Regions from separate parts of the Mus musculus genome. Here all the other regions are linked to region 1. Evidence: chromatin loops called from intact Hi-C (ENCODE). Cell type or tissue: left cerebral cortex. All regions are shown on one strand. Each heading gives the region's core, and the rest is flanking DNA. Links, peaks and the distances in the headings are about the cores only. Region 1 has its middle 42 kb from the start of Gm32462. Region 2 overlaps Sdhd (succinate dehydrogenase complex, subunit D, integral membrane protein). Region 3 overlaps Dlat (dihydrolipoamide S-acetyltransferase (E2 component of pyruvate dehydrogenase complex)). Region 4 overlaps Zw10 (zw10 kinetochore protein). Region 5 holds the start of Pts (6-pyruvoyl-tetrahydropterin synthase).

Region 1 (6,289 bases), core at 728-5,727:
GAAGGAAGGAGAGAGAGAATATTTAAAATATCCTACATATAACTGGACCCCGGAACTTGTCTAGCTGCAGTATAATGACCAGTGTAGAGGTCTGTCTCTCTGGTGAGGCTGTGAGCTGCTCACATGACCTAACAGGTGGTCGGCAGACATGATCAGCTGGGTTTTGGCCTCTGTGTGGAAGACATTTTCATAAAACCCCAGACCTTAGAGGTCATCTCATACAACACACAGGGAACCTGCATCCAGAGATCACTACTGTGAGGAAAGGTAGCCCAGGAGAACACAAAGACTAAAGCCACAAAGACCTAGGAAAAGCCAGCCCCCTGCCTGCAGGCCTCCATCACTCTGAGGCTCTTAGCCTGTGTCACCAACCACTTGGAACAAACTGTTCATAACTCAGCTTCCTCATTCTTTACCCCAGGTCGGAGGACAAGCCTCACCTCGGCTCTGCATCAGGTCATGGTGACCACCTCCTCCACACACTGCCACAAACCCAGCCTTTTGTATGGCACAAAGAGCTTGCTGGGGAGCTCTTAATATGGGGCTGAGGAGCAAGCGAAAGGAAGCGCTTGGAAACAGAGGAGATGGCCCTTGTTTTGCCTGCTGCAGAGACCTGGCACTAGGAAGCCTTAGTAGCAGGCCTTAATCACCAGCCTCTGCCGCGGTCCCTTGTTTCTTCAGAAGCAGGAAACACGTAGGGCCTTATGAGGCTACCTGAGCCAGGCATGAGAGAGCAAGGCTATGTAGCTCAGGGGAGTGGCAGACCGACTCCACCACTGCCTGCGGAGGACTGGCTGCTTCCTTACAGGTGAACTCAGAGTGGGAGAAAATGTTTCAGGAATTCAGGATGAGCAAATGTCTGCATGCACAGAGACCATGGAAAGAAAAGAAAGAGATTTGGCAGAGGAAGATAGAGCCAAGCGCTTTATCTTGAAAGAGATAGAAGACAGCGAGAGATGGAAGTTAAGAACTTAATGAACTTGGGCGAAGGGAATAGATAGGTTTCTATAATCAATTAGAGTTGCCAAGGCATGTGAGGCCATGAGGATTTTGAAAGGTTACTAGAATGCCCTAGACTTCATCACTAACAACTGCAAACCCTTTGCTTTCATCCCCCAAACTTTGGTCACCTGAGACCTAAATCCACAACCCCCAACCACTCAGTTGTCAGCAGTCCGAGATTTTGTAATCTTATCTAAATAAAAGTTAAAATGAAGGCCCAAACCCTCTGAGGTTCCTCTTCCCATGTAGACGCCAGTGAAATCTCTCCACAAAACCACCAACCCTCTGCTCCATCATCCACACTTCACCATCTGCCTCTGCCTCTCAGCTCACCAGCAGCTACTTTGCCACAGTGAGGCTATCTTTCCATAGCCCACCCTTGCACAAGCTGGCCCTTCTCTCCCGACTCTAGACTCGCCTTTCTCTTAAAGCCTGCCCAACCCACCTCCCACAGCTCCCCGGAGACATTGTTGTTTCTGGAGAGTGAACTTCCTTTGAGTCATCTGGTCGACACCTCTGCTTCATACACAGGGGCTACTCAGTATGCTTTCCGCAGGAAGGGTGGGGTGGCTTGGTGGGTATTAGGTCAATTGGTGGGGAGATCTGACGCTAACATGTCCTGAAGTGTAAGGAGTGGGAAAGGTGGAGAGACCAGTCTTCTGGGGACATCCGGAGCTCAGAAGCAGCCGACGCTACCAGAAGCACTGGCAAGGGCAGGAGACAGGGCAAGAAGAAACTCAAAGGGACCTGCAGAGATCACTTGCCTGGGTCAGGATCAGTGCAAAGACTTGGGACTCCTGCTTCTGGATCTCAGGTCTGAGGCACAGGCTCTATGAGCATCTCTGTTCCTTTACCCTTTCCAGTCCCTTCCTCACTTCCCAAGCTGCTGTGAAAGGGGACTGTGGCAAAGAATTTGCCTTTGTTCTAAAAAGTCTACCCACAGCTAAACTGAAGGCTTTTGGACTAATAACGTTGGTGGAAATTTCAAGACAGCCTAGTATTAATTAGGTCACGTGGTTATTAGTAAACAGCCTTATATCTTAGAAAGCCTTATCTATAAGAAAGGGAGTAAGCTGGACAAAGAGAAATACACAATGTGCAATCTGAGGAGAAAGGTGGGCATCGGGGAATGTAATGGATCTAACCCAGTGCTCCGAGAAATGGAAGGTTTAAAAAGAAGCCAGAGGCTGTTTGCAGAAAGCAATGGGAATGCAACTGGTGCCAAGGAGAGACAAGCAGGAAGCGCTAGAAATGGAAGCCTCCCGAAGGGAAAACCTTGCTGGAGTTTATGGGGAATGCGCTAATTGACACATATGTAACAGTGTTCAAATTCTGGCTTAGGAGAACTATGGGGGGGGGGGGCGCATGAGCGCGCTCACGCTCTCACCGGGCACCACGCAGAATCACTCATCAAAAAGTGATTGTCAAGAAGCTGGATGGTGGGCTCTGCATCCGTAGTTCTCCAGGCCACAGCTCAGCACATGCCTGGAGCTGTAAAGAAAGCTTACAGTTGCACAAGAATGGGCCGTGGGTGGAGAACGTACCCATGAGGATGTGCCGGTGACGACCATCAGTTTCCGCTAAGCCAATGACTGTCAACTGTTGCTGGGGTAAGAGCATATCAGCTTCTCTAATGGCCACGGAGGGATGACTCGGTGGGAAGGAGTTAAGAGGGAAAGGAAGGGGTTCCCAGGGCATAATGAGGGTGAATATACTCACAATGCATTGTATATGTGTATGAAACTATCAAGAAAGAGAAAAGGGAAGGCCTGGTGGAGTTAGGAGAGAGGAAGAAAGAGTCTTGTTATACACCCAGTCAGCCACTAGAGGGCGATGCTTCCTCGTGAAACATTTCACCAGCTCAAGGGCATACAAGGATAAGAAAAACCACATTCCATGCACGCAAAATATGCTTTCTTGGGCGTGGATGGATTCCACAGCATATTACCTATAAAATTTTCTCCTTATCTTGTACTTCTGTAATGGTAATGTGATACCTCAGCGAGACGGCATCTTAGAACCAGTTTTACTGCCATCCTAATCTCAGGCATCAGATAAACACTTCGGAGGCCATGGGCTGTGATGAAACGTAGCACAAAGTAAAGAAACGGAAAAGCAAATTCTGCCTACATTAGGCTCCACCAAATCTGGAATCTTAGAACACTGAGGCATAATCTCAAAAAGTGTTAAGGTTTCATTATGTGTGTGTGTGTGTGTGTGTGTGTGTGTGTGTGTGTGTAGGTATGCACATGCCATAGCACGAATGTGGAGATCAGAAGACAACCTTGGGGAGTCACTGCTTTCCACCCTGTGACAGCAGGGTCTCTCTCATTTCTGCTGCTGTGCAGACCACTGGCTTCCGGCTGGTTCTCTTGTCTCTGCTTCCATCTCAAAGGAGTCCTAGCTCCACGCCACCACATCGGGCTCTTTATGTGGATTCCTAGGGTCAGACTCAGGTTGTCAGGCGTTGGGGCCAGCACTTTTACCCTCTGAGCCACCTCCTAGGCCCACTGAGCCACCTCCCAGGCACCATTAAGAATCTTATTCTGTGTTTTCATTTCAGTGACAATCTAAGACCTTTTATTTTTAACACTCAGGGTCAAGCAGATATCTACCTTCAAATGCAATCTAGTTCCTGAGTCTGAGACAATCCTGCTGTGCACCCCAGTGAGCAATGACAGTCACCTCCTGAGCCTTGAGAACAATGGTTCACGTAGAGGAGGCCCCCAAGCCAGCATGACTGTCTAGACGCCAGCATGGCAAACTATAAAGGGGTACCAATCCCATAAAGTGAATATCTCTGCCTGAGGCTTATTGGGTTTAGTTTTGTTTTTGCCTTTAGATTAATGAGGCTTATTTTAAAGCTATATTCATGTCTTTTGGAGTAGATGTGGCCTTGTTAGAGAAAGTGTGTCATAGGGCTGGGCTTTGGGGTTTTAAAAGCTAAAGCCAGGCCCAGTGTCTCTCTCTCTTCCTGCTGCCTTTGGATCCAATGTAGAACTCTCAGCCACCATGGTTTCTGCCATGAGGAAAAGGACTGAGCCTCAGAAACTGTAAGCCAGCCCCAGTGAAATGGTTTCCTTTGTAAGAGTTGCTGTGTGCCTGGTGTCTCTTCACAGCAACAGAACACTGACTAAGACAAAGAGTAAAATATAAGCAAAAAAAAAACAAAACAAAACAAAACCACGTTTAAAGAGTAATGGAGAATGGGGGTGACAAGGTCTTGGAGCTGAAGAACAACAAAAGACTAAAGAGATGCAAACCTAGCCACAGTGGCAGCTGTGTGAAAGAGCAGGTGTGATGTCTATTATTTAGAAAACAAGAGACAGGAAGACAAGGAGGAGGAGAACAAAGGCCAGGCCATAATTTTGTTGGGTAATGTAGGTATTAAGGAAAATTAGACCCCACCTGCATTCAAAAGTTGTTATAATTAATGAAGACCATAGAACAAGATTAGAATCAAATAAAGTCAAATTTTGATTCTTTCAGTTTCTCCTCACCACATAGATTGATTTCTAAACTAATTCTAAATTCATCCTAATCTTGCCACCACAAATTATATTCTAATGTAGTGGCGTTTGTTTGTTTGTTTGTTTGTTTGTTTGTTTGTTTGTTTGTTTATTGTGTGCATACACATAATGTGTATGTGGGCACGAATGTCATTGTGTGCGTGTGTGTCTGTATGTGTGTGTGTCTGTGCATCTGTGTGTGTATGTGTGTGTCTTTGTATGTGTCTCTGTGTGTGTGTGTCTCTGTGTGTGTGTGTCTCTGTGTGTGTGTGTGTCTCTGTGTGTGTCTCTGTGTGTGTGTGTGTGTGTGTGTGTGTGTGTGTGTGTGTGTGTAGTTGGCTCTGTTTTGCCCTCTTCCTATGAGTTCAGGGGATGTAACTCTTGTTGCCAGGCTTACCCAGCATACACCTTCACCCACTGAGCTGTCACCTCATCCCCAACACAGTAGTTTTCTGGAGCTAAAATATAAGTACATTAATGTAGTGATTTTAAATAAGATTAAGAATTTTTGGTGAAAAATGGACTTCACTGGTTTTTTTTCCCTACTTAAATGGCTTAAGATATTGACTTTCCAATTTTTGAAAGAAACAGACTTTTTTTTCTGTCTTTAAGTTCTCTGCTGATTTTTGCAGGCTCCTCTGGGTTCTATAATTATTATGAAACAATGTGATATTATGAAACAATGCGATGCAAATAACACAGATATTTCACCAGACCGCTCAACTTGAATGTGAATCAATTGTTAGCTACTGACTCAGTACAATTCATGGGGAAAGAACAGAAAGCCCTACTGCGTGAGCCTAGTTGACCCCAAAGAGACCCTATGAGTAACTTATGTTTCTCATGATCACAAAATTTCATTGCAGGAGGTTGAGAGAGTGGGCCTAGGGATCCCGGGGTGGACCAGGCAGGGCGCCCCACACAAGTGCTGAACCTGAGTGTGAACACACAGAGTGTGAACACACACACAGACACACAGCAGCGATGGTTCTGCTGCCCGTGCAGGAAACAGCTCAGCGCACACAGCCATGAATGTGCTCAGGAGCATGAAGGTCTCCAAGTACAAGTTCATGTAAGGAGCCGAAGAGGGGAAATGTAGCTTAGAGTCACGGTCTGCCAACAATTTTGCTCATTAATTTCCTCAAAGATTTTTAAGGAGGAAGGGCATGTTCTTACATTTTAAGTCACTATCTGAAATCTTTCCAAATTTGATTACTTACAAGAATTTATATGCCATTAGGAGTCCCATTTTGTATACCACCCCCTCCAAAAACAATGTAAAAGTGAATGTAATTTCTGTAGAATTCATGTTTTGAAATAAACTGTTCTGTTCTAAGTGCCCAGTGAATTCTAAACACCAAAGGCCCTGACATCCACAAAATAAAGTCTGAAGAAATTCCTCCTAAACAGAGAACTTATTTTCCTTCCCCCCTCCCCCATTAACCCTCACTTCCACTTCCTGGAACCCCTCCTCCCATAGATTTGTATCTTGGGTTTTTTTAATACTTATTTTCCTTTTAAGTATGTGTACGTGTCTGTGTCTGTGTCAGTGTCTGTGTGGGGACAGTGCACATGAGTACAGGTTCCCTAGGAGACCAGAAGCACTGGGTCCTCTGGAGCTAAAGTTACTGGGGATTGCAGCTACCCAGCATGGTTGCCGAGAGCCAAACTCAGGACCTCTGGAAGAATAGTACATATTCTTAACCATTGAGCCATTTCTCTAGCCCCCATATCTTGGGTTTTAAGCACATTATAAGTATGAATTTCTACAACAAAAA
Region 2 (6,289 bases), core at 743-5,742, 150 kb after region 1:
GAACTACAATTCAGAAATGGAGGGTACACCTGTGAGAGATTTATTGCTTGATTTGAGTGGGTGAACACCCACTTCTAGTCCAGACCTTTGAGGTAGGAAAACACAATTTTGATCCAGATCTTGGGGCAGGAAGATAGGTGTCTTTAAATCAGATCTTGCAGTGGGAAGATCCACCTTTAATCTGGGCCATACCTTCTGCTGGAAGCCAATAGAAGGGTATGGAAAGACACTTTCGCTCTTTGCCTGTTCGTCCTTGCCTTACTAGCAAATCCATTCCTTCACTGGCATTAGAGCCTACTTCTAAGGGATTCCAGAGTGCTGAAGACCAGCAGAGACATCCAGCCTTGTGGACTAAGAAACTTCTGAATTCTTGGACTTCCTGTTCATAGTTTGATTAATTAGACCACAGCCTGTAATTCATTCAATAAATCCCATACATATATAGAGGGGAGGATTCATTTGTAAGTTCTGCTACTATAGAGAACGCTGTCACAACTCTCTGTCCCTTTGTTTAAGAGCACAGAACTAATTCATTCCAAGTCTCCTCCAAATTAGAATTAAATTCACCCCCCCATCCCCCGCAATTTTTCCGTGTTTCTGGGTCCTTTTATAATTTTTCCCTTATAGTAGCCATTACAACACTCCCGGTAATTCATATTGGTTTTCAGCACAAAGAGGAAAGTTCCCAGCAGAACGGTGCAGCTCCTGGCCCCTACAATTGCTGAGTCCTCTGCTCATTGCCTGCAGCTGCCAAATTAAGCAACAGGCGTGGGGATCCCCAATGTCAGCAGAAATGGCCTGAAAAGAAAGCTGTGTTCACATTAGGTAGCTCTGCTCTCCCTGTGACTAACATTTTTTCATAAGCTTCTCGGGCTCTGACTCACTTCTCTATTTGAGATGTTTATTTCCTGGAACACAGTATAACACTTAATGCCATGAGAACCCATTTTCACTTTGAATGATGCTAAAATTCTGTGACAGCCAGAGAAAAGCTTCCTCCTCCTCTGCTTCATGTTTTTGTTTTGGTTTTGTTGACACAGGGTCTCACTATGTAGTTCAGGCTGGTCTCAAACTCACTCTTCTTGTGTCTGTCTCCCAACTGCTAGGATTGAGGCATGTGTCGCCACATCCTGCTGAGGCTCCCAAGTGTGGTGCAAGCATGCGTGTATGTGCATTCGTGGTGTGTGTATGTGGGGGGGAGGGGAGCTTGGGTGTTCAAGTGAGTGTTTGTGCACGTTGTGTGCATGCATGTGTGTGTTCATGGTGTGTGTGTGTGCGCGCACATGCGTGTGTGTGTCTGTGTGTGTGCATGTGTGCACAGCACAGTGAAGAAAGCACATTCCCACCTCACTTTTGTGTCTCCTCCCTTTTGTTTTTGCTCTGTGATACACTGGTTTTACCTGGGGCTCCTCCAATGGGCTTAGAACAGGGCTATCCACGGGTGCATTGCTATCCACCAATGGCAATGCCACAAGAGTTTTATTGAATAAATTTATTAGATGAAACAAAAGGACCTAAACACAGACCTATTGAATTCTTTGAGCTCCTAAGTGACTGGGGAAAAACAAAGTTTAAGTGAATCGCACAAAACTCTACAGTAAGAGCCCGGAGGGCAAAGAGCAGCGCAGACTCTATGTGGGAGTGACAGTCAGTCTGAGGGAGAGGGACTCGGCACCAAGGGCTACCAACAGAGGTGAGTCGAAGCTCAAGTAGCAAACCATCAGTCACACCCATCTCTCCCTCTCTTCTGTTTGTTTGGTTTTTGCAAGACAGGGTTTTTCTGTGTAGTCCTGGCAGTCCTGGAACTCACTCTGTAGACAAGGTTGGCAATGAACTCAGAGATCCGCCAGCCTCTGCTTCCTGAATGCTGGGACTAAAGATGTGTGCCAACACTGCCCAGCTCACACCCATCTCTTTAGAAGAACAGTCAAACCAGAAAAGGAGCTGGAAATGTTTTTTAACATGTTATACGTATGGATGTTTTGTCAGCAAGTATGTCTGTGTACCATGTGTGTGTAGCACCCCAAAAAGACCAAAAGAGTGTCTGGTTTCCCCCTGGAACTGGAGATATAGAGGGTTATAAGCTGTCATGTGTGTGCTTGGGATTGAATCCAGAGTGTCCACAAGAGCAGCAAGTGCGCTTAACCACTGAGCCATCCCTCCAATCTATCCTGTCCCTTATTCACAACATCTGAAGACATGAACTCTAACAAACAGAAAAAAAACATAAAATAAAGGGTGGAGTTGCATGCAAGAGACTGAGGTGAGTGGGCCGAAGGGAGTCTGATGTCACGCTGGGCCACACAGCTGAGCTCAGAGCCAGCCTGGACTGTGTAGCAAGACCAGTTTCAAAACAGAAATTTCAAAAAGCAAAATTAGGGGCTAAAAATGTGACTCAGTGGATAAGACCACTCACTGGTACAGTAAGAGGACCCAAGTTCAAATCCCCAGCCTCCATATAACTGCTAGAGAGGGCAGTGCATACCAGTAGCCACTGCACTGACAGGAGCGATCCTATGAGCTCACTGGGCAGCTAGCCTAGCCAAAATGCTAAGTCAAATTCAGTGAGAAACCCTGCCTCAAAAAATAAGGTGGAGAGCAGCCAAGAAAAAGACCCAGCATCCTCCTCTGGTCTCTACATGGGCACAAACATATTCCTCCTAACCCCTAAACACAGATACACAGCAACAAGATAAATCTGAATGAGTTCCACAAATACAGAGGTTGAACACAAAGAAGAAAAACCATGTTCACCACTAGACAAAGACACAGATCCAAGGCCATTGATCACACTATTACTTATGACAGAAAATAGATTCAAGCTAGAGGTGTAAACAAAAGGACCAGGTCCACGGATGGTGAGACCCACTGGGGAACCTCCTACAATCACCTACTCTGGAAGAGCAGCTCTATTACACAAGACTGCACGGAAGCGGAAGCGCTGACTGGCATCCGCAGATGCAGATAGGTGTGGCAATGGCGTGGCAGTGCAGTGACGTCATCCAAGACTCAGGCTCCTCTGTGCATGTCCTCTTTAGCATCCTGACTGGTGCTCACAGTGATACCTCTCTCAAGTTCCTTCTCTCATAGATAAAACTATTTTAAAGCAGAACGGAGCTCGAGGACATGAGAGTGAGAGAGAGAAAGGGAGAGAGAAAGAGACAGAGAGAGAGAGAGGGAGAGAGAGAGAGAGAGAGAGGTCCGAGGAAATAGAAGCGGAGGTAGAAAAGCCACACTTAGTAGAGTAAAAGTACAAGCTATACTTAGACTGTATCTACTCTGAAGAACACACCAAAAAGAGAATTGGTGCCCTCGGCCTTTATTCCTTGTAATTATTACCTTCTCCGCAGCCCAGAGTGACAATGTGCCTCTGGCATGAAAGCAATATCCCATCCTTTCAGGCCAACCAAGGAGAAAATCCATCCTAATACTACTTGGGAGGCTGGATGGCCCAGTGGTTAAGAGCACTTGCTCCTGTACCAGAGGACCCAGGTTGGTTCCAGACTCAACCTTCTGCAGCCCCAGTTCCAGAGATAATCTGGTGCCCTCTTCTGGTCTCCATGGGCACTGCATTTAGTGTGTGTGTGTGTGTGTGTGTGTGTGTGTGTGTGTGTGTGTGTGTGTGTGTGTGTGTGTGTGTGTACACTTCTGCACGCACACACGTGCATGCATACACACATAGAAGAAATAACTGCATCAGATCCTCTGTGTACACATTATGGCTATTAGGTTGGTGTTTTTGTGAGCCTCTTAACAGTAGGAACGGGTGTATCTCTGACACTTTTGCCTGTTCTTGAGACTCTTTTCCTTCTATTGGAATGCCTTGTCCCAGCCTCCACTAGGATTTTTGCTTTGTCTTATTGTAGCGTGTTTTGTCCGTCTGGCTAGCCTCCCTTGGAGGGAGAAAATGGAGGGGGACTGGATCTAGAGGAGAGCTAGGAGAAGGGGAGGGAGGGGAAACTGCGGTTAGGATGTAGTCTATGAGAGAAGAATCTATTTTCAATTTTAAAAGCTTAAAGAAAAAAAAAAAAGATCTGGCTTCGGGACAGGGAGATGGCTCAGCGGGTGAGGTGCTTGATTCTGAGCCTGTTGACCTGAGTTGGGTCCCCAAAACTCACACGGTGAAAAGAGCTGACTCCTGCAGGGTGCCTTCCGACCTTCACAGGAGTGTGTTCCTCCCTGCATCTGAGCACATACAAGATAAGTGGCGCACGCCTTTAATCCCAGCACTCAGGAGGCAGAGGCAGGTGGATTTCTGAGTTCGAGGCCAGCCTGGTCTACAGAGTGAGTTCCAGGACAGCCAGGGCTACACAGAGAAACCCTGTCTCAAACAAACAAACAAACAAAAAGTAAGTGCTTAAGAATTCTTTTTTTGGCTCACTGTGTAGTCAGTTGAGGGCCAGTCACTCTGTGGCTGGAACTCTGGAGTGCCTATGGCACTGTCACCATTTAATCCATCTCACGCTTTAGCTCTGTGGTGGGGAAGGAGTCTCTAAAGCACTGCAGCCCGCACTTCTTGGAGCTCTGCACTTTACACTCGCTGTCGCCAGTTTGCTGTTAGCCCTGTGGTCACTTTGAAGCTCCTGCCTTTGGGTCATGTTTAACCTTCCAATTGGTTACCAACTGTGTAGCCTATACACTGACTCTTAAGGCCAACGCTGGCTCACTTTGAATCTGGCCACAGAAAGCCAGCACTTAAAAAAACAACAACACAAAACCCATACAGGGAGCTGGCAGGCTTTCACCACAGCACCTGAACTCTGCCTTGGTAGTCTGTAATTAGTTACTTATTATGTATTGTTTGCATTGCATGTGCTTATGCAGTTTGTAGGGTAAACAGTGGGTCATTTCACCTCCACCCTGTGGGTCCCGAGGCTCAAATTCAGGCTGTCATGCTCAGCAGTTAAATAACCTCACCTGCCGAGCCCTCTCGTCCTCCTGTATCTTTTTTATTATATCAGCTTTTCCTTTTAGTGGCGTGTGGTTCATGTGTGTCACAGCACAGCTGTAGAGATCAGGGAACAATGGGAGTCACCTTCCCACCACGTGAATCCCTGTCAGGCTTGGCAGCAGGTGTCTTTACCCACTGAGCCATCTCTCCGGCCCCTTTTCCAAGCCCGTGAGCTCTGATCATGCCGCCTGACATACTGATACAAATGGTTGCCCTTTCATGGAAACCCTTCCCGGCCTTGCCGCCCAGGCCATCCTCCGGGAGTGAAATGTACAGTGTGGTTCATCAAGGCTCACAGTCAGCGCACCCAGAACACAGACTGAGAAAGCTTGGCACTCACCCGAATGATAGCACAGTTCTAACCCCTACCACTCCACCTTCATGCTTAAGCTGCCCGTTTCTGCCCATCATGAGCCCTTTCGTCCCGTGGCATTCTATGTGAACTACTCATTTGCTAAGTCACACAAAGCTAAACTCAGTTCTAATTCCCAATTGTGGATGTACTTACTTTTAATTATTGTTTTTTGGGTTTGTTAAGTAAGGGTCTCACTCTGTAGCTGGCTTGGAACTTACTGTGGTCTACGTTGGCCTCAAACTCCCAGCAATCATCCCCCAGACTCGCAGAGAGTGGGATCACAGGCATCTACCACCATACCTGGCATAACCCTGGTTTTTTGTTGTTGTTGGGGTTTTGTTTGTTTTTTGTTTTTTCGAGACAGTGTTTCTCTAAGTAGCCCTGGCTGTCCTGGAACTCACTCTGTAGCCCAGGATGGCCTCAAACTCAGAAATCCGCCTGCCTTTGCCTCCCAAGTGCTGGGATCACAGGCATGCGCCACCACTGCCCGGCATAACACTGTTTTAATGAATAAAACTACAGCCTGCCTGGCAGGCCACTACTCAGGCTAGTCAGATGGCTTGAGCCCAGGATTTTGATGCTAGCCTGGGCAACAAACTAAGGCACCATTTGAAACTAGAACAAAACAAGTGAGTTTTGTGGTTTCACAACTGTAACTCCAGCACTTGAGGGGCAGAAACAGAAAGATTGCAAAGTTTGAGGCCATCCTGGTCTACCTACAGAGAATTTCAGATCAGTATGAGCTTGTAAGAGTCTATTTCAAACATGTAAGCACCAACCAAAACCCAAATATTAGAGAATACTAGCACATAAAAAAAAAGTACAATGTATTTTCATTATATAATATTTTATTTAAAAATTTTGTTTTTTCAGAGTACACTTTCTTTCTCATTAACAACTCCCACGGTGGGAAGACAGTTTATCACTTAGTCTTATACTTTTGGACAGCTCACTTCTGCACAATTGAGATACATTTGAAGAGT
Region 3 (6,289 bases), core at 382-5,381, 210 kb after region 1:
CTGATGCACAGGTGCTTCTCAGAACCATGTGCTTAGCTGCTCATAAAGGAATCCTTAACCCAACCTGCAGGAAAACAATACCAAGGTCCTTCAACTCACCCCTCTACCAAAATCCAGCACCACTACCTCTCGAACAAAAGACCCTACTAGTCCAGGTTCTGCAGGCACAATTACTAACTCAGCCCCTCTGCTCTATGTAATACCTTAAACTCGTCTGATATAAGCACAGATGTATAAAGAATGCACCAACAAACTGCAGCTTGGTGCTGAGTGAGAACCAGACTGAGGGCAACAATTGCAGATCTGAGGACAGCACGGGGTAATGGGGAAAATACAGAAATTAAAATAGGACCTGATGTTCAGGCCTCTAATCCTAGCTACTCAGGAGGCTGAAGAAAGAACATTGCAAGTTCAGGGCCAGCTTGGGCAATTTTTTTTAATTTTGAGATGCTATAACAGTACAAAGTAAAGAGAGGGGTAGGAATACATATGAGTGTTACAGTGCCTGCCTACTATGATACTAGGTTCCTGTTTAAAAAACAAAAAACAAACAAACAAACAAACAAACAAAAAACCCTGGGCTGTTGAGAAAGCTCAATGTGTAAGGATGTTACTGCTAAGCCTAATGACCTGAGTTCAACCCTTATGCATTAGGTGTCACACTGTACACAGAGGTCAGAAGACAAATGACAGGAGTCGGTTCTCTGTTTCTACTCTGTGGGTCCCAGGGACAGTACTCAGGTCAGCAGCAGCCAGCACTTTTACCTGATGAGCCAGTTTTGCTTACTGCTACACTCAGTTAACCTAACACTGGGATTTATTACACAGACACGTCTTATAACTCAACACTGCTCAACAAACACATTTGCTTTTGCCAACACTTAAGTAAGACAGGATAGAGACAAGGAAATTGTGGGGCTATGAGAAGGGAAAGGAACTCCTCCTCATCCTGAAGTAGACGGAGCCTCTCAGCACCTGAGAAGCAAGAATTCCAACATCCACATCTGTTAAAGGTGTTTCTCCTCCCAGTGATAAAACAACAATTTCCTAGGAAGCTCATCAAAAGCCCCATTTATAATAGAAGACTTGTATTATATGTAGCCCTTATGGCTCCTGGTGTTATCTATAGATTATAATTCCATCCACAACACCTCCAGTGCCACCCCAACAAGCCCACTCACCAAGAGGAAGAAGGAACAAGAAGAGAGCCACCACAGTGGTATATGGCTAAAATGGAGCATCTAATTGCAACTCTCCCCGCGGACTCACTATTACACTTGGGTTATGTCTGACCTTCTCTGACTGCCTCTTAAAAAGCTCATATCCAAACTTGGGTATAAATTATTTCCCAGAGGATATTTCTCTTAATGTCCATCCTTAAAATCTTCATCAAAAGTATCTTTTAATAAACAACACTGTCCTTTGATGTGCTTTTGATGTTTTTGTGAGCATGTTTCTTCTTTTCATTTTTTGTTTTGTTTTTAAAGAACAGGGTTTCTTTGTGTAGCTCTGGCTATCCTGGAACTCACTCTGTAGACCAGGCTAGCCTTGTACTCAAAGATAGGAGTGGGCCACCATGCCTGGCTCAGAAACACCTTTTTATTTTTAATAAAACCCCAACTCAGCTTCATTCTAACAAGTCCTGAAATTCTTGTCTGCACCAAAGGTACAAAACCTGGGTTTGCCTGAGTCCAGGTTCCTAAGATTACAGGAGCTCCTCAGAGCTCTCAGGGGAAATGTGAGGGACGCTTCCTTCCCTTATCACTGCTGTTGAAGATTTCCTATGAATAGAGGAGAGTTTGAAAAGGCACACAGCTTACATAGGCAATCCTAGGCAGATCGAATAGAACACGGTGATGCTTGCCTTCCGTGAAGGCAGCAAGGATGTCTGTCTCCTTCCACACAGGTATAGGTGCTGGCCTTACACACAGCATTTAACTACACTGTACCTGGATAACCCCTTTCTTCAGAAAGACACTTACCTTTAACTTGGGTGAGGTCAATCCCTTTCTCTGCTGCCAACTTCTTCGCAAGAGGACTAACGAACACCCTTCCCTTTGGTCCAGCAGGAGCAGCTGAGGGGGTAGGTGCTACAGGCTGGGGAGTGGGAGGAACAGCTGCCACCTTTGGGAAAAAAGTTACAGAGCATCTATCCATTCATCACTGCAAAGATAATCTGACAGAACACAGGTTCATATTTTATAATGGAAAACTCTTTATAATTAAATGATGTTATGCACTTTCCTGGCTTGACTAACATAAAAGACGAATGGCAAGAATATTTTCTGACAGAGTCAAAAACAGTTCATGCTAACTAGAGAGGTGTGGAACTAAAACTGACCTATGTATAACATACTGGCTGCCTGTCATTTCTTGTCATTTTTCCCTTTGAGACTATGCAAGCCACAGTGATCATCCTGCCACAGCCTCCCAAGTACCCAAACCACAAATACCTTGCTTCCTGTCCATTCTTTATTTCCTTATATTAACCTGAGCTCTGCTTTATTTAATCTCACTTCAGGATGGAAAATGATAGCATCAGCTCCCACGTTTCAAGTATCTTAAGGAATGGACCACCCCGTTCCCTGACAGCATCCGAATCAATGCGAGACTGTGAATGCAAGCTTCCTCTGAGGAAGTGTGCAGCTCTTCTAAACCCATGGAGGAGTACACTGGAGAGTGCAAGTGCATGATGCTACAACGAGTCATGCCACTTCAGGGCCCAAGGTCCAAAACACACTTCTTCAGCTACAACCACAAGTACCAGAACTGAGAGTGGAAACAGGTCGTTAGTTGAGCAACAGAAAATGTGGGGTGAAACCATCACCTCCCATGGACATGATAACACACCACTAGCAGGTCATGTAATTTACCTTTGTTCTCAGCAAGGCTTAAGATGTCGGCAGAGTAAACTACTGACCATCAGGTGGACAGCACGTGACACACGAGCACGCACGCGCATGCAAGCTCACTCGCACACATACACACCACAGATTAACAGGTACCGCCAGTCACTTTCCTTCGTGTAGGATCTGGACACCCAGGAACCTGAGCTATTATCTGCCTGAACAGACAACTCCCCAGTTCAGAACCACACCTACCGGGGGTGGGGCAGGTGGTGCTGCCTGTGGCTTTAAGCTGGTCACTTCTGTTGGCCTGTAGTCTGCAAATGCTGCTATATCTTCCTGTTTTTCTACTATGATACATAGTGGAGCTCCCAGAGGAACATCCCTTGTGCCTTCAGGGACCAGGATTTTTGCCAGATAACCTTCTTCTTGTACTTCAAAGCCTTAAGTAGAAGGAAAATCATTATGGGACTCAAGCCTCCACCATTCCTACACCCTCACTAGTGTTTCAGGTAAAACATTTTCTTTTCTTTTCTTTTTTTTTTTTTTTTTTTAAAGATTCGTTTACTTATTATATGTAAGTACACTGTAGCTGTCTTCAGACACTCCAGAAGAGGGAGCCAGATCTCGTTACGGATGGTTGTGAGCCACCATGTGGTTGCTGGGATTTGAACTTCGAACCTTCGGAAGAGCAGTCAGGTGCTCTTACCCACTGAGCCATCTCACCAGCCCAAACATTTTCATATTCAAACTACTAGCACTGTTTTTTGGCTTTGTTTTGTTTTTGACAAACTACTTAACTTTTCTGTGCCTCTATTTCTGTCTTTAACATGGGAACAAGAATAGCACAGTGAACCCTCTGACCACAGGTCCTGCATCCCTAAAATCCATTCGGCTGAAGGTGAATGTTACATTGTTGCTGGCATGTACTATGTAGTTAGGCTTCGGAGGTCTGAACTTAGCGCACACTTTTATTCTTGCAACTATTTCCTAAGTAGTCCAGTGTAACAGCTACTCACACAGCTCTGTTGTACTGGGCATTACAAGTAGCTGGAAATGATGATTAAAGTGTACAGGGCTAGAGGCATAGCTCAGTAATACAGGGCTTACTAATATACTCAAGGCCTGAGACCCACCCTCCAAATACTATGTCCACTTATTTAGGGAACTTGAATCTATAGACTTAAATCAGAGTGCCAACACATATACCAAGGAATGGCTGACCATATAATCCTTACATAAATGTTAATGGATTTAAGTCAATTAATGTTTTTAAGTACTTACCCTGCACAAAGTATAAATGAAAAATGCAGTTGGCCCTCCAAATCTATAAGATCAAAACAATTTGGGAAAAAAAGAAAAAAAACAAAACAAAACAAAACCCTGCACTCGTGCTGAGCTCGCACGAATGCCCTTCTGGAGCCAATCCCTTGTGGACACTGACTATGTCTGTTCTACCAAGACTGCAGACAGTGGCACATTCTAAGAGTTACTGAGAACGCCTCAAGGGTGGCTTTATGTGGCACTTACAGGACACTAAGATGGTATCAGCTAGACTGCTAGAAGTCAGAGTTACATGGAAGTCAAATTACAAGAACTAGCAGCAGGACGGTAACATGGGATCTCAGCAGTAAAAGTGTTCTCAGAGCTCCTCAAAGGCTATGCCTGGCATTACGCTACATTTTCCAGTGTTATGAAATACAGTATCACTGGGGGTCTCTGCATCAGCAGGCAAGAAGTTACTCCGCTACTGTTTCTCTCAACACTGAAGACTTACAAAGTAAAGGCCAAAGCTGAGTGTTTTCTTGTAACCACACCCTCAGGAGCCTGAAGCAGGAGGATGGTAGCTCAAAGTTAGCCTGGGCAACATGAGTTCAAGAGCAAACGAGATTATATAGCAAGGAGTTCTCTGTAAGGAAATAGCAGCGTGGCATGATGATGCATGACTTTAATCTTAGCATTCAGATCTCTTGTGACTTCCAGACCATCTAGGGTGAGTGAAACCCTGTCTCAGAAACTTACTGATTGATTTAATTTAATTAAAAACAGCAAAACCAAGCTACTGATAAGGGCAAGTTCTGCCTTTCAGAACTTGCTCTCTGCAGTTATGCTTCTTGATGGACAGACACATCTCTAATGAATTCTTCCATTTTCCCAACCGGGAATACTCAATAGAAGCTGTGCTGAAGATGGACAGAGGTAGGGCACATCTAAGGTTTGGCAGCAAGCACCCTTTACCCCACACCAAACCACCCTGCTGGCCCTTGCTTTTTCCTTAAGGAAGAATCATTTCTTCTAATAATAGCTATGAAAGAACCAGGCACGGTGGTACAAGCCTGCAATCCTAGCACAGTCTCATCTCAAAGAAGAAAAAAGAGGAAAGGGGAAGAGGAGAAAGAGCAGGAAGAGGAGGAGAAAGAGGAAGAGGAAGAAGAGGGAGAAGAAAAGAAGGAGGAAGAAAAACACTATAAAAAAGGTATAGTATGTTAAGGGGGGGTCCTTACTCTTTGATATCACTTGCCCAGGCTACCAAGAGAATGGTGACGAGCACTGTCTGTGCCCACTACTGCCTGATGCCTATGTCCTGCTCTGCCACTATGGCGTGGATGGGCCTTCTGCTCCTGGAAACCACGGAAGAGTGGAAACAGGTTCAGAACACCTGGGATTATCAATAGACACAAGCACAGTACATGACTGCATGGTGAATAAGTCAATAAAGGGGCACATGGAAATGAGAAAAAGACTGACATCCATGGCACTTTCAGATTATGAGACTAATCTACACCCTGGGTACTGTTTTCCCTCAGAGGCACCTGAAAGGCTTTGGTATTCTCCTGCCCTAGAGGGCATGACTATCTTCCTCCTCCCTCCTTCTTTTCCCATGTTTAGACAATGGCAGTGCTGGTACAACTTCTGAGTACCATAAAAATAAAGCCAAGAGAGTGAACCCAGGCCTTAGAATAGACCCTGACATATCCTCCATTGATGAGTACAGCTCAGAACTGACACGTGTGGCTGTGATGACCTTTTTATAAAATATGACCCAGGCAGCAAATCTCAGGACTGTAAATGTCACATTACCACTCACTCAGTACAAAAAAATGTACTGATGGCCATCCTCCTCACCTATGGTGGCCTTGTCGGTCTCTATCTCTGCCAGCAAGTCTCCTTCACTCAGCTTCTCGCCCACTTTCTTTTCCCACCTCTGGACCGTGCCCATGGTCATGGTTGGGGAGAGGGCAGGAAGAACAATCTGTGGAGACAAATGCCACACATCACTGCTTAACCAGGACGCATAAAAGCATTCAGGTAAGCGCATGCTTACCAACTATACAGTGAGACCTTGTCACCCATCACAAAGGTCTGTACTAATTGCTTTCCCAGTTAAATCAACCTTTAAAACAAGAGTGATTAGACACCCTAACCCATCCTCCAAAGTGAAA
Region 4 (6,289 bases), core at 561-5,560, 1.4 Mb before region 1:
TACGTTTTTTGAGGGGGGTGGGCATTAAGGGCACATTACTTGTTCTTACAAGAATTACAGAAACCTCTTAAAATATTTCTTTCCAGTAAATGCCTTTCAGAGTTGAGAGTGAGTGTCTTTAATAACATGTGCTAAGGCAAAAGAGATCAAAACCCAGTTTTCTTCTCTTTTCTTTTTTTCTTTTTCTTTTTTTCTTTTTTTATAGTTTACACAAAACAATTTATTAACAGAAAATAATTTGAGAAGTCCTGTTCACAGACGGCGACCTTTGCGTGCTGTCAGGGGGATGGGGTGGCATGCTCAATCTGCCTAGTCTTCATCCCAGAGCGAGCGAGATCTCTGAGGGCGGGCTGCGCTCCAGGTCCTGGGGTCTTGGTCCTGTTTCCTCCTGTGGCCCGGAGTTTGATGTGCAGGGCGGTGATGCCCAGCTCCTTGCACCTCTGGGCCACATCCTGGGCAGCCAACATGGCTGCATACGGAGAGGACTCATCTCGGTCAGCCTTCATCTACGTCCCGCCAGTCACTCGGCAGATGGTTTCCTTGACAGATCGGTGACCTGGGCAAAGGTGTCATTGAAGGATGCAAAGATGTGGCAGACACGGAACACATTCTCTCCTTCACCACCTGAGGTCCCAGGCTGGTGACCTGCTTTTCCTTCCCCTTGCGAGGTGTCATTTCTGATCGTCGTCTCCAGACTCCTCCTTCTCTTTGCTTTTTAAAGAAAGTTAGTTTATTTCATGTATGTGCTGTCTTCAGATACCCCAGAAGAGGGCATTGGATCCCATTACCGATGGTTGTGAGCCACCATGTGGGTGCTGGGAATTGAACTCAGGACCTCTGGAAGGACAGCCAGTGCCCTTAACCACTGAGCCATCTCTCCAGTCCCCAGACCAAGTTTTCTTCCATGCTTTTTTCTCTTACTGACATCTGTGTCCCTTACTGAGGTCTCACGGATGTGCCCTTCCTTTGAGCTAGACTCTGGCTCTGTAGTCCAGGCTGACTTTGTGCTCTCCGTCTGCCCTTGGCTTCCCAAGGACAACCATGTCCCACCATGACTGCACATGGCCTCTACTTATGAGATTGCCTCATACTGCTGAGAAATTTTGGGCATGTTTTGCTATTGTGACTAAATTCTATTCTCTTGGAAGGATCCCTCTCTCCCTGCCCCCTCTTCTGAAGTACCATTCTTTCCTTCAAATGTCAAAGGGTCTGTATTGCCAGAATGCCTTTGGCATGCTATATGGGTGAAATCTAGCACCAGGCTGTGTTGTCTAGTCCTTCAGTTGGTACACATAGGTGATTTTTATTTGCCTGTATATGTGTGTGGCTTGTGTGTGTTCACACTTGTGTGTGGAGGTCAGAGGCTGCAGTTGGGCTTCTTCCTCCATTGCTCTCTGCCCTGTGTTTTGAGGCAGAGCTTGCTGGTTTGGCTAGTCTAGCTAGTCGTCTCATTCTGAAGATCCTGACTTGTCTTCTGAGTGCTGGGATTACAGGTGGGTCACCTCAGTGGCTTGGCATGGCATTTATGTGGGTGGTGCGCATCCAACCTCCTTTCCCCACACTTGCACACAAGTGCTTTACCCGTGGAGCTATCTCCCCAGCCCCAACACAGGTTTTCAGCTTAGCTTTGTGTTGAGTTTTTAAAAAAATATTTATTATGTATTCTTTTTAAAATATAGGAGTGCTCTGTCTGTGTAAACACCTACATGCCAGAAGAGGGCATCAGATTTCTCTCTAGATGGTCATGAGCCACCGTGTGGTTTATGGGAATCGAACTCAGGACCTCTGGAAGAGCAGCCAGTCTTCTTAACCGCTGAGCTATCTCTCCAGCCCCAGCCCAGCTTTGTGTGTTGAGATCTTGGTGACCATTGGCACTGCATCCGATGACACATTATCCCAGCGAGTGCTCTGGTTTGTGTCCTGTCCCCTTCAAAATGGAGGCCAGGCAGGATTTAGCTTCATGTGCTTCCAGGCAGGGACTCTCTGAGGGGTTGCGGTCTGCCAGCCTGCAGCTTCGGTCTGCCAGCCATGTCCCGAACCCTGGCCTACAGGAAACCTGGTTTTCCTCCTGTCTTGTGTTCTCTGTCTTTACCCTTTCCTTCTTAGTTCTGATTCATTCCTTTTAATCAAATCATTCTGTTTGCTTAGTCTTTCTGATCATAGAGCTAAAATTAAAAAAAAAAAAGTATTTTCTTCAGTATTCACTTGAGCTAATCTGTACTCTGCATAGTCTTCTATGAGAGGAGAGAGAAAATGGTCTGAGCCAGCTATGGTGGTTTGTTGTTAGTTGTGTTTGAGAACAAAGAAGTGGGTTTATTAAAGAGAAAAGAAGGAAGGGGCTGTTTGCACAGGGGGGAAAGTACTGTTGCTGAGAATTCACAATTTGAGGTGGCATTCTTTTCTCAGTAATTGAAAGAATGAGCTAAGGGAGGGAGCTGAAATCGATACATTGCAGGACCATTCCGGAACAGATTTCTTTTGTTCATAGAGGCTGTTCCTGTTGTCTGACAGAGACAGCAGTTTGGAGGTGGGAGGCACCGAGTCTCCTCATTCCTTTCACAGTTAAATAGAAAACCTCATCTGTAGTTTCTCAGTTGCGTAAGCTGAGCCTTGGGGGACAAGTTCCCCTGAAGTGAGCAGTCTGTAAGCCAGGACAGTGCAGGCACTTAGCCTCACCAGCCAGTGTCACTGGTAAGTGTTTTTAGTTTGCTTAGAGATGAATCATCTGATTGGACACATGGGAACTGTGGTCTAGGGGCTCATACTCAGTCTTGGAAGATCCGTGTTGGGATTGGGAGTATTGTTTGGCCTGGGTGGAGAAACTAAGAGTGTCCATTGAGGCAGTAAGGGGGCTGAGAAGGATTCATTGAGAGGATCTGTGTCCAACCAAGTGGGAAGACCCTGTTTCTTAACCAGGAGTACACAGAAGACCTTGAGAAATGAAATCCTTGAAAGATTTCCCCAAATCATCACAAACAGGAAGTTGTTCAAAAGGTAAATGCAAATAGCCTAAATCAGTGAGCCGCTTCATTGGAGCCTGGATTCCTAGCTGAACCGGCAGTCTCTGAAATGGAGACCCTCCAGATGGCGCTGTTTCCTCAGGCCTGAGCACCACAAGGCTCCCAGCTGGTGAAAGGGACGCCAAAGAACCTGTCTGCTTTCTCCTGAATTAACATTTTGGCCTTGGACAGCTCTAGAAAGGTCATCTAGACTCTGAACAGCACTTGCACTCTAAACTATTAGCTCATTTGTGAGTAAGTCAAACAATTTGATTACTGATATTATTGAAGATGAGATCTATAATTCCCTTCCCATGCTTGCAAATACTTATTAATTGAGGGTTTTTTTTTTTTGTTTTTTTTTTTTTGAGGATGGATAAGTTCCCAAGTTTTTCCCCTGCCTTTGGAAGTACACACACAAATACAAAATACTTAGGTGATCTAAATATATAGTTTGTTTAAGCTGTATGGTTGATTTTGTGCCATGGATAAATGAAAGTCTGCATAGGGGTGACAGGAGGTAGCTGGAAACCTGGGGTGGAAGTCTGCTGTACATTGGTGCAAAGTTATGTGGTTTCTGCCTTGGCTTTTCCCAATCACCAATCTGTTGTGAATATTTGTTGCCATTTTCTCCAAAAAATCAAAAAAAAAAAAAAAAAAAAAAGATAAAGCCCTAGTTTTGAGGAAATTTAGAATTATTATGATTTGGATCAGTTCTTTCACTGGGAGAAGTTTGGTTATGAATTTTGTGAAATCACAAGTTATGATAATCAGAAATAACACTGGCTATCTATCTGTAATCGCGTTCTGAAGTCTACCTAGCATAGGGAGAGAGCGGTAACTGGTGAGCTGTCTGAGCATTTCTCTCCTTCAGAAATCAGGCATCCTAGTTTGTTTAGGGCAAGAGTGGGTAGTAAGGTCTTTGCTACACCCACTGTTGAAGAAGAGATTGGCACCAGCGCTAGTGGCATGTACTCTTGCATGCTATGGACCTGCCTTTTTGTGTTTACTAGGTAGCAGATACTGTAAGTGCTGTACAAAACTCCAGAACAAAACTGTCCTGCCCTCTGGTGATTCAATTTCTCCTGGAAAAGAAAGAAGTAAATCAGGATGCTTAAAGATGGTGCTGCAGGAGCTGCCGATGCCCATGCCAATGCATGCAGGACCGTGAGGGTCAGGCTCAGTTCTACACTGCATGGAGATTCTGCCCTGCCTTGGAGCTAACTGAGCCCAGTGCATATTTAGGTGCTGCTACTGAGAGAGGAAGAACTCAGGACGGCAGAGAGGGAACAGTAGGGACAGAGGTAGCAGAAGATGGACAAGATTGGCCCTTGTAGGCATTTGAATGGTTTTCTTTTGCAGTCAGTCTCATGTCTAATGGCTTCCAAGAAACTTGAAGAAATACACTAAAAATAGCATGATGAACCTCTGTTTGTCAGTCACCTAACTTCAACAGTTACCTCATGCCCAGCCCTCTGCCATCCGTAGTGTTCCTTTCTTCTTCTACCCTTGCAAACACTGGAACACGGAAGTGAGCTTATTCCATCTGCAAGTTTTGTTTTCTGTGAGGCTTTCTCATTGTGCTCACCACAGTCCCTGTGAACTGCCTGTACCCTCTTTCTTCAAGTTTTCCTGGCTCGCCCTCTACTGGAGCACTGGCTGTTAAACCTGAAAGCAATTAACATCTGGCTCACACCCTGGCTTCCTTAGCTGTTTACTTCAGCTAAACTAATCCCATTGTTTCATAAAAGAAGAAAAGAGGGACTGGCAAAATGGCTCAGTGGGTAAGAGCACTGACTGCTCTTCCTAAGATCCTGAGTTCAAGTCCCACCAACCACATGGTGGCTCACAAACACCCGTAATGAGATCTGATGACCTCTTCTCATGCGTCTGAAGTCAGCTACAGTGTACTTATGTATAATAATAAAATCTTTGGGCCTGAGCGAGTGGAGTTGACCAGAGCAAGCAGGGCTGACTGGAGTGAGCAGAGGTCCAAAAAATTCACTTCCCAACAACTACATGAAGGCTCACAACCATCTGTACAGCTACTGTACTAGCGTACATAAAGTAAATAAATCTTTAAAAAAAAAAAAAAGAAAAGAAAAAAAGACGTACTGAGTTACAAGAGAGAACTTTGAAACACAGACTTCACTGGGATACCCAGAAAACATGGCTGCCCAGTCAGGACAGTGCTTCTGGAATCTGGTATTTGATTTAAGACAAAGCAATGGCTTTCCAAAAGTGGGTCTGGGTGGCACATTGGCAAAAGGAGTGCCCCTACTTAGTTCCAGTTTCCCCTTCCGTCCTCTGCTTTATGAAAGTTGCTTTGAATGCTTACTGGCATTTTTCACTGGCAGGGAAGCCTGCATTCATACTTGATTACAATGCTGTATGTTAACAATATGGATAACATCAAATATGTCACTGACATTGTTACAAATTACATTTCACTACCATTCTATTGCTAAGTATAGTCTCTTTCTTTAGACTACTATATCTGTATATTGTTTAAAAGATGAGAGCTGGGTGGTGGTGGTGCACGCCTTTAATCCCAGCACCCCAGAAGCAGAGGCAGGCAGAAATCTGAGTTCGAGGCCAGCCCGGTCTACAGAGTGAGTTCCAGGACAGCAAGGGCTATACAGAGGGACCCTGTTTCCAAAAAAAACCAAAAACAAATAGTCAAACAAAAAGTTTAGGACCTGTGCTTACCAGTGTTTTGAGACTGGGTCTCATTGTCTAAGCCTAGCTGGCCTGGAACTCACAGATGCCCTGGCTCTGCCTTCATATGCCACCATACCTGGCACCAACTACTTTGTAATCAGCTCTTTTGTAAAATTGACTGCAATTGCCTTGGACTGAAGTCACAGTACATCTTTTATCAAACTCTGAAAATTAGGGCACTCACTCATCTCAAGGACTATGTAATGGTTTTTGGATTACATCTGCAGCTTCTGTTATTTTTAAGTCCCAGGAGATAAAATTCATTTGGGTCTAGAATCATGAACTCATTTAAAACTCAAGTTTTCTTTTCCTATCTTTTCAACGATCTTAGACTTTGTATTCCTTTTTACCGCGTTTGTTCTGTCATTTCCAGGTTGAAGATAATTCTCTTTGATAGGGAATGTGGAAGCAAAATAGTAGCTGAATTGCCAATGTCTGTTATTTCTAAAATATCACATCAACTCTAAGCATAGCCTGGCCCTGTTTCTTCTTCTTTCACTGATCTTTAACACACACACCCTTAATAGAAATAGTTTTTAAAGAAATAAGCTTGGGCATATTCTAGACTT
Region 5 (6,289 bases), core at 857-5,856, 84 kb after region 1:
TTAGCAAATCCAAAAAGGAGTGAAGCTTTCCTGCTTATAAGGCTGCCATCACTGGGAGGAGGGAGATGCCGCTCAGTCTCTGCCTGTAAAGTGGGAAATGCGCATGCGCATCCAGCTATGTAGCAAACTGACCCACCTCCTCTGCAGGCAAAACCAGTCGTCGTTCACTGTCAGCTCATAAAACAGCGGGTAGTCACCTGATGTGCTTGAAAACTGGTCAGCACCTTTATAAGTTTGGACTTTTTCCCTTCCACACACACACCACTGGGTATTTCATTGTGAGTAAGCACACTGAGGCTAAGAGGTAACAGGAAATGAGAGTCAGGAGCTAAACCACAAACTCTGATCTCTCCAAGCCTTCTGTAACCCTGTCTCACCATACACCACTCCACTCCAGGGCTTAGGAGGCCTGTTCTGAGAATCATGTCCCTTCTCCTCCCACAAATCACTTTCTTAGGATACTACCAGAAAAGTTTTATATACAAACTCCTGGGGGCCGATGAGATGGCTCAGCGGGTAAGAGCACTGACTGCTCTCCCAAAGGTCCTGAGTTCAAATCCCAGCAACCACATGGTGGCTCATAACCACTTGTAAGGAGATCTGACCCCCTCTTCTGGTGCATCTGAAGTCAGCTACAGTGTACTTATGTATAATAATAAATAAATCTTTGGACCAGAGTATGCAGGGACTGAGCGAGCAGGGCTGACCAGAGCGAGCAGGGTTGACCTGAATGAGCAGAGGGTCCTAAAAGTTCAATTCCCAACAACCACATGAAGGCTCACAACCATCTGTACAGCTACAATGTACTCACATACATAAAATAAATCAATAAATCATTTTTAGAAAGCCCCCTTTTCTGCAATAGAATGCACCCTAAGTAATTTACGTTTCATTAGCCAGTATTTACTCAAAATAATTGCTTTTTATTTTACTATGAAGTTTTACATTTTAGCTAATACATAAAATATAAAAAGTCTACATATAAAGGGGCACTATTTGATGTTTCAATTCATATATACATGGTATCATGTTTAAATCAGGTTAAACATACCTGTGTCCTCAAACATTCACTATAATCAAATTTTAACATTAGTTTTAGCCCAACATAATTAAAAGGAAACAGCGAATGGCAGTTTTATTATGCATTTGAATGTCAAAGAAAATGCTTTAACTCATTTTGTTGTTGTTTTCTACTGTCTTTAACATGGTAGACAATTGTGAGGTAAACCAGAACACCCATCCAACCAAGACAATGACTCTGTCTTGAATTTCCACTGAAGGGCTCAGAGCCCTGACCCTGTCCCGGAAGCGTCTGGCTCCCAGCCCCCTCGTCCTTCTTCCCAACAGGCTAGGAGGGAATGTGCCCCTCCCTCACCTTTATAGTTGTGCCCGTGGCCATTCGGATTGTTGCATTTCCCAAACACTCTTAAGTTCTCTTCATCGCTCAGAGATGGGCTGACAGGAGAAAGATAGAGGTCAGCCCGAAGTTCAGACGTCCAGAAAACTCTACAATTTCATGTCACTGTAGATGATCAACTGGTTAGATCGCTTGCATATCATGATCCCCGTTTCTATCAAGAACCAACACTCCACTCTCTAATTAAACTAGATTACCACATAAATCATCCAAGACCTTCATCTCAACCCACTTAGTCCACAGTAAGATGTCAACAACTCTGCCCATAGTCAGCACTGTCTCTCCTGCCCTCTCTCTGTCGAGGTCTCCTCTATCCCTGGCTGGCCTCAAACTCACTAGGTAACTTAGCACGACTTCCAACTTCTGACCCTCTTGCCTCCACCTCCCAAGTCCTGAGATCTATGTAAGCAGGCACTGTGTAGTCAAGCACTCTACCTACTGTGCTACATCCCGGCTCCACCTTCCAATTCAACAAGCCCTGAGTATTAGCTATGGGATAAGAGATGAAGCAAGGAGCAGTGATAAGCACGAAGACATACATATCCTCCAGCGGCTTAAAAACGTCATTCCTCCTGACAAATAATGACCTCAGGCTCTTCTTTTCACAATCTTGCCCTCCTCTGCCTCAGCAGTTGCCTAGTGGAAACCTTACCAATGTGTTCCAGGACACTCAAGTCAGGTGAAACTTTAAACTTACTACACATGGCTGTCATTCCAGACAGAAAACAATTAGCTTAATGAATCTGTATCAGTCAACTTATCTGTGCATCCTTACTAACCTTGTGTGTAAGCTTCCTATTATAAAAATCCCTTTTGAGAGGCCGGAAGGATGGCTTAGCAGTTAAGAGTGCTTACTGCTACTGCAGAAGACCAGGGTTCAGGTCCCAGCCCACCCACGTGACAGCTCAGAAGCCTGTAACTCCAGTTTCAAGGAATCCTCTTTTGGCTTCCACAGACTCTTTCGTGCAAGCTGTGCACACAGCACACAAGCACACACAAACACAACTTTTTATTTAAATTCTTTAAACTCTTTCTTATCCCCTTCACTCTCTCCTACTGCGCACTTAGAGCAGTACAGCTCACAAGACTTTTGAAGAAAATTCTCACTGTACCCAACTTGACCACACGGAGGGGTGGGGGTAGAGGGATGACAAGTGTCAGCTGTTCCCTATGACAACCCTGTTGTTAGAAAAGGCCGTTCTCTGATGATGACATGCAGATCCAAAGAGCAAACCTTCAAGTGAGTAACGAAGCTCCCTTTGAAACCAACTCTCAGGTGCGGTCTTGTTTCTCTGGGATTCAATTCCCGACTGTGTTGCTCCTTTGGAAAGTATCAAGGCTGGTTTTACTTTTTTGGTAAAAGGGGGATGAAAACTACCTTGGGTTGCACCCGGTAGCCCATGCTCCTGTCATTGTACCTCTGGATGTGGGCAACCTCTGGAGGGAAACTCTCCAGAGTGGATCCTCCGGGATCGGAGCTATACCGCCCTCTCCCGGGTGAGTGCCGGTAGTGCAGCTCCGCACCTTCACCATTTCCTCTTCGGCCCGCCCCAGCTCGGCTCTAACCCACGCGCGTGGCCACGCCCCCCAGGGACATAGCGGGACAAGACCCGCGCGTGCGGTGACACACGTGGGCACACCCCACCTGTGCAGCCGGTGGCTCGCGCTGAAGGACACGAGGCGCGACAGTCGCGCGCGGCGACGAAGGTCACCCGCCGCGCTCATGGTCTTCGGACCGAAGACTCACAAGCTAGCGGTTCCGGCTTCCGGGACCGAGGCCAGTCCCGCCCCCGCGGCTGCGCAGTGCAAACTCGGCCCTCCCTGCCGAAAGCACTCCTGGGAGTGGTTTCGACTCGCGGCACCCTTCGGCCGACTTGGAGGCAAACACTAGCGCCCCCTGCTGTTCAGTCTTCGCTAGGCAGTCAGAAATACCTGGGGCCAGTGGGTGGGTGAGAAGCCAGAGGCCTGGATTTTTAAATTGCCAGGTTAGTTTGTGTCTTCTTCTTTCGCTTCATTTTTGACAGTCCTGGGTTTGACAAATCCAATGTCTGGGTGCCCTTATCAGATGTTCTCCAGCCCGGTACCACATTGAAAGTGTCCTTAACCAAAAAGAAACCCCAGCTAAGGATGGCAATGCACTGTCATTAGAGTTACCCTGCAGGCTGAAGCTGGGGCATTGATTTTAGGAGTCCCGATCTGTTCTAGGCAACATAGTAAAACACTAGCTTAAGTGGAAAATAAAGGAAAATTTTGACATCTCAATATCCAAGTGAGAGAATGTCATACAAAGAGACTTCCTCAAACCAGAGACAGCCAGAAAACAGATTCACCGTTCAGAGCCCTCAGAAGGAATACGCTGTTCCTGGTTTTAGATTCCTGGCTTTCAGAGTTTTTGAAATGGAAAGGTATTCCAGTGTAATCCCAACCGCTCTTGTGCAACATTTGCTGGTTCTGTGTTTAGATATTTGTCTCAGAAGGTTAGCTTCTATTAAATGTTGTCAGTCAGAGATGGCATATATCAGTGATCCCAGCACTGAGGCTGAAGCAGGAGGGTGACAAGCTCAAGGTCCGTCTCAAAAGGATAAAATCCTATACATAATTCAAATGGACACCTTTGGCAAGGCAGCCCCCACATCACCCATCCATTAATTAAATTTTAAAAACTAAATTAAAAAAAATGTTTACCCAAGTATCTTTGGCTGTCCTGGAACTTGGTCTGTAGACCAGACTGGCTTGGAACTCACCTGCCTCTGCCCCTCTGCCTCACAAATGCTCGGATTAAGGGCCTGCATTACCACCACAGTTAAGACCTTAATCCCAGATGCTTTAAGTATTAGACACATGTACTTCAGAACAACAAAATGGTCCCTGTTATCTGAAAATTCAGTTTAATGGGGGCAGTCCAACAAATAATATGTCAAGTGAAAAATTACCATTTCTGTGTCAGAGAGTAAAAGAAAGCTTCCAAGAGCAAATTAGTCTGAGATGGGTTTTAAGGAGTCCAACAGATGGGTAAATAGAAAATCCCAAGAGGAAAGAGTTTAAGCAAAGGAAATGTGGAAACGTAGCTTGCTTAATGCACAGTGACAAATTCTTGGCTACCTTGGGGTGCATGCAAAACGGAGGAGAGTGTATTGGAAATATTGACTGAAGACCAAGTAGTGGAAGAATTGTAAATGTCTTTCTACATATAACGGAAAAGAGACCCTGCCTTTCCCCTCCCATCTAGTTTTTCTCCAAGAGAAAGGAATTCCCAACTGTTAAAATAACATTTTCAGGCATAATGGAGTCTTGCTTGCCCAGATAAGTGTGGCCTACTCTCTGGTGCTATGCACACAGGAAGGAAAGGAGGAGAAGGAAGAAGAAGAGGAGGAAGAGGAGGAGGAAGAAGAAGAGGAGGAGGAGGAAGAGGAGGAGGAGGAAGCCAATCCTGGCCATCTTACATTCCGTTCTGCATCTTGCTTTCTTGTTGTAGGCTGAGCCAGGAGCAGGCCCTCTCATTCTCCTTTTCCTCTCACTTATGCACTGAGTACCACTGCTGTGTTGAGATAAAGTGAAGGTTCATGTGCAGGAAAGAGATGCATTCAGGTATGCGTGCTTCTCAGAAGTTAGAACCCATCGGGCCTGCATGTCTAGACAAGCTATGTTAAACCTCCATGTTTGATCTGAGGAAATACATGGGGTGCTTTTTCCCCATAGACATCTGCGAACATCCAGAGACTTATCCTCTCAAGGTGACTGGCTTCCGTGCTCCCACATCTGTAATCTTAGCTCTGTCTATGCATCACACTCTGCCTCTCACAAAACCACACACAGGACTTAGCCCTATAAGTTACTGTCACCGTGCAAACCTCTACACAAGACATTTATGTGTAAGGTACACTTCCCTGAAGAGGAAAGGGTTAATGGGATTTAGAATAATCCCTTCAGACATCTGTAGAAGAAACTGACATTCCAGGACAGCATGATCCAGGACTGTGTGGCAAATTAGCCCATGTCCCAAATCACATCTTGGAAGACTTCCAGAAACATGAGCAGACAGAAGGACCCTGGGCAGTTTGGCTGGTCCGAGATTAAATCTCAGCCAAGGGGTAACAGAAAGGAAAAGGAAAAAGGCCTTTGGGGGGTAGGGGAGGCTGCAGTTTACCTGAATGCTGTTAGTAAAATGTGAGACTTAGAAATGTGAAGATTGTGTGGTCTCTTCTGCCACCTGCTGCACAAGTAAAGAAAGAACCTCTTGCTTTCCAGCGGTCTTCTGGAAAATTATCTACCTGGAGATTTGAAATAAATGCCTGCTTTTAGCAATGTCTCTCAAAACAGCCACTTGTGAAGACTGAGCTGAGGGAGAGATGGGGTTGGTATTGGGTAGTCTGTAAGAGGAACACTGAAGTGAACTGGCATAACATCTGCCACAGACAGCAGGGGAACACCCAACTCAGAGGCCACCAAACACGATAGCACTGGCTTCTTGTCCCAAACTCCTTAGGGCCAATGGTAACAGATGGACTGTGTGTGGCCTGTTACAGACTTGGAGAGAGCAAGGTGCTGGTCTAGATTCTAAGATAGTAGTTCTCAACATATAGACCAAGACCTCTTTGGGGGGTCAAACAACCCTTTTACAAGAGTCACCTAAGACCATCAGAAAACAGGTTTACATTACAATTCGGAACAGTAGCAAAACAGCAGTTATGAAGTACAGCAAACATGATTGTGTGGTTGGGGTCACCCCAACATGAGGAACTGTGTTAAAGTGTCACAGCAACAGGAAGGCTGAGAACACTGCTCTAAGTCTACAACTGTCCTTGACCATTTGTATTTCTCTTCCCAGAGCCTCCGGTCACCTATGTAATAGAGGTAATGGCCTAATTTTAG

What was found. Peaks named below come from ENCODE experiments on the same cell type or tissue, not always from the same donor. Only the 100,000 strongest peaks of a DNase experiment are listed, where the experiment ranks them.
Region 2: it touches region 1 in a loop (4-fold over the local background); 10 of 42 quality-filtered maps call a loop at or near these places.
Region 3: a loop joins it to region 1, with 3 times the contacts of the local background. A loop is called at or near these places in 2 of 42 quality-filtered maps.
Region 4: a loop joins it to region 1, with 4 times the contacts of the local background. A loop is called at or near these places in 6 of 42 quality-filtered maps.
Region 5: a loop joins it to region 1, with 10 times the contacts of the local background. A loop is called at or near these places in 28 of 42 quality-filtered maps.

What each region holds. Positions count from the first base shown.
Region 1 is chr9:50,441,346-50,447,634 of GRCm38, forward strand. No RefSeq gene overlaps it. Among named protein-coding and RNA genes, the nearest start is that of Gm32462, 42 kb to the right of the region's middle. In left cerebral cortex, for the core only: a CTCF peak has its summit at 2,836 (motif pointing right); a DNase peak (open chromatin) is centred at 2,869; H3K27ac peaks cover 236 bases.
Region 2 is chr9:50,590,206-50,596,494 of GRCm38, forward strand. Sdhd (succinate dehydrogenase complex, subunit D, integral membrane protein) reads right to left here. Exons shown (of 4, transcript NM_025848.3): 4 at 6,135-6,289. Among named protein-coding and RNA genes, the nearest start is that of Sdhd, 10 kb to the right of the region's middle. In left cerebral cortex, for the core only: a CTCF peak has its summit at 3,543 (motif pointing left); DNase peaks (open chromatin) are centred at 743 and 3,542.
Region 3 is chr9:50,647,650-50,653,938 of GRCm38, forward strand. It overlaps Dlat (dihydrolipoamide S-acetyltransferase (E2 component of pyruvate dehydrogenase complex)), which reads right to left. Exons shown (of 14, transcript NM_145614.4): 5 at 5,973-6,099; 6 at 3,102-3,289; 7 at 1,983-2,124. Among named protein-coding and RNA genes, the nearest start is that of Dlat, 9.0 kb to the right of the region's middle. In left cerebral cortex, for the core only: a CTCF peak has its summit at 3,439 (motif pointing right); no DNase peak of the experiment used is centred there.
Region 4 is chr9:49,078,668-49,084,956 of GRCm38, forward strand. It overlaps Zw10 (zw10 kinetochore protein), which reads left to right. Exons shown (of 16, transcript NM_012039.2): 16 at 1-106. It also overlaps a transcript of Tmprss5 not described here. Among named protein-coding and RNA genes, the nearest start is that of Tmprss5, 21 kb to the right of the region's middle. In left cerebral cortex, for the core only: CTCF peaks have their summits at 1,708 (motif pointing right), 3,085 (motif pointing right) and 4,626 (motif pointing left); DNase peaks (open chromatin) are centred at 2,548, 3,086 and 4,618.
Region 5 is chr9:50,525,495-50,531,783 of GRCm38, forward strand. Pts (6-pyruvoyl-tetrahydropterin synthase) reads right to left here and starts at 3,162. Exons shown (of 6, transcript NM_011220.3): 1 at 3,063-3,162; 2 at 1,376-1,455. The coding sequence starts at 3,142. In left cerebral cortex, for the core only: CTCF peaks have their summits at 2,913 (motif pointing left), 3,304 (motif pointing left) and 5,633 (motif pointing left); DNase peaks (open chromatin) are centred at 2,953, 3,229 and 5,624; H3K4me3 peaks cover 821 bases; H3K27ac peaks cover 775 bases.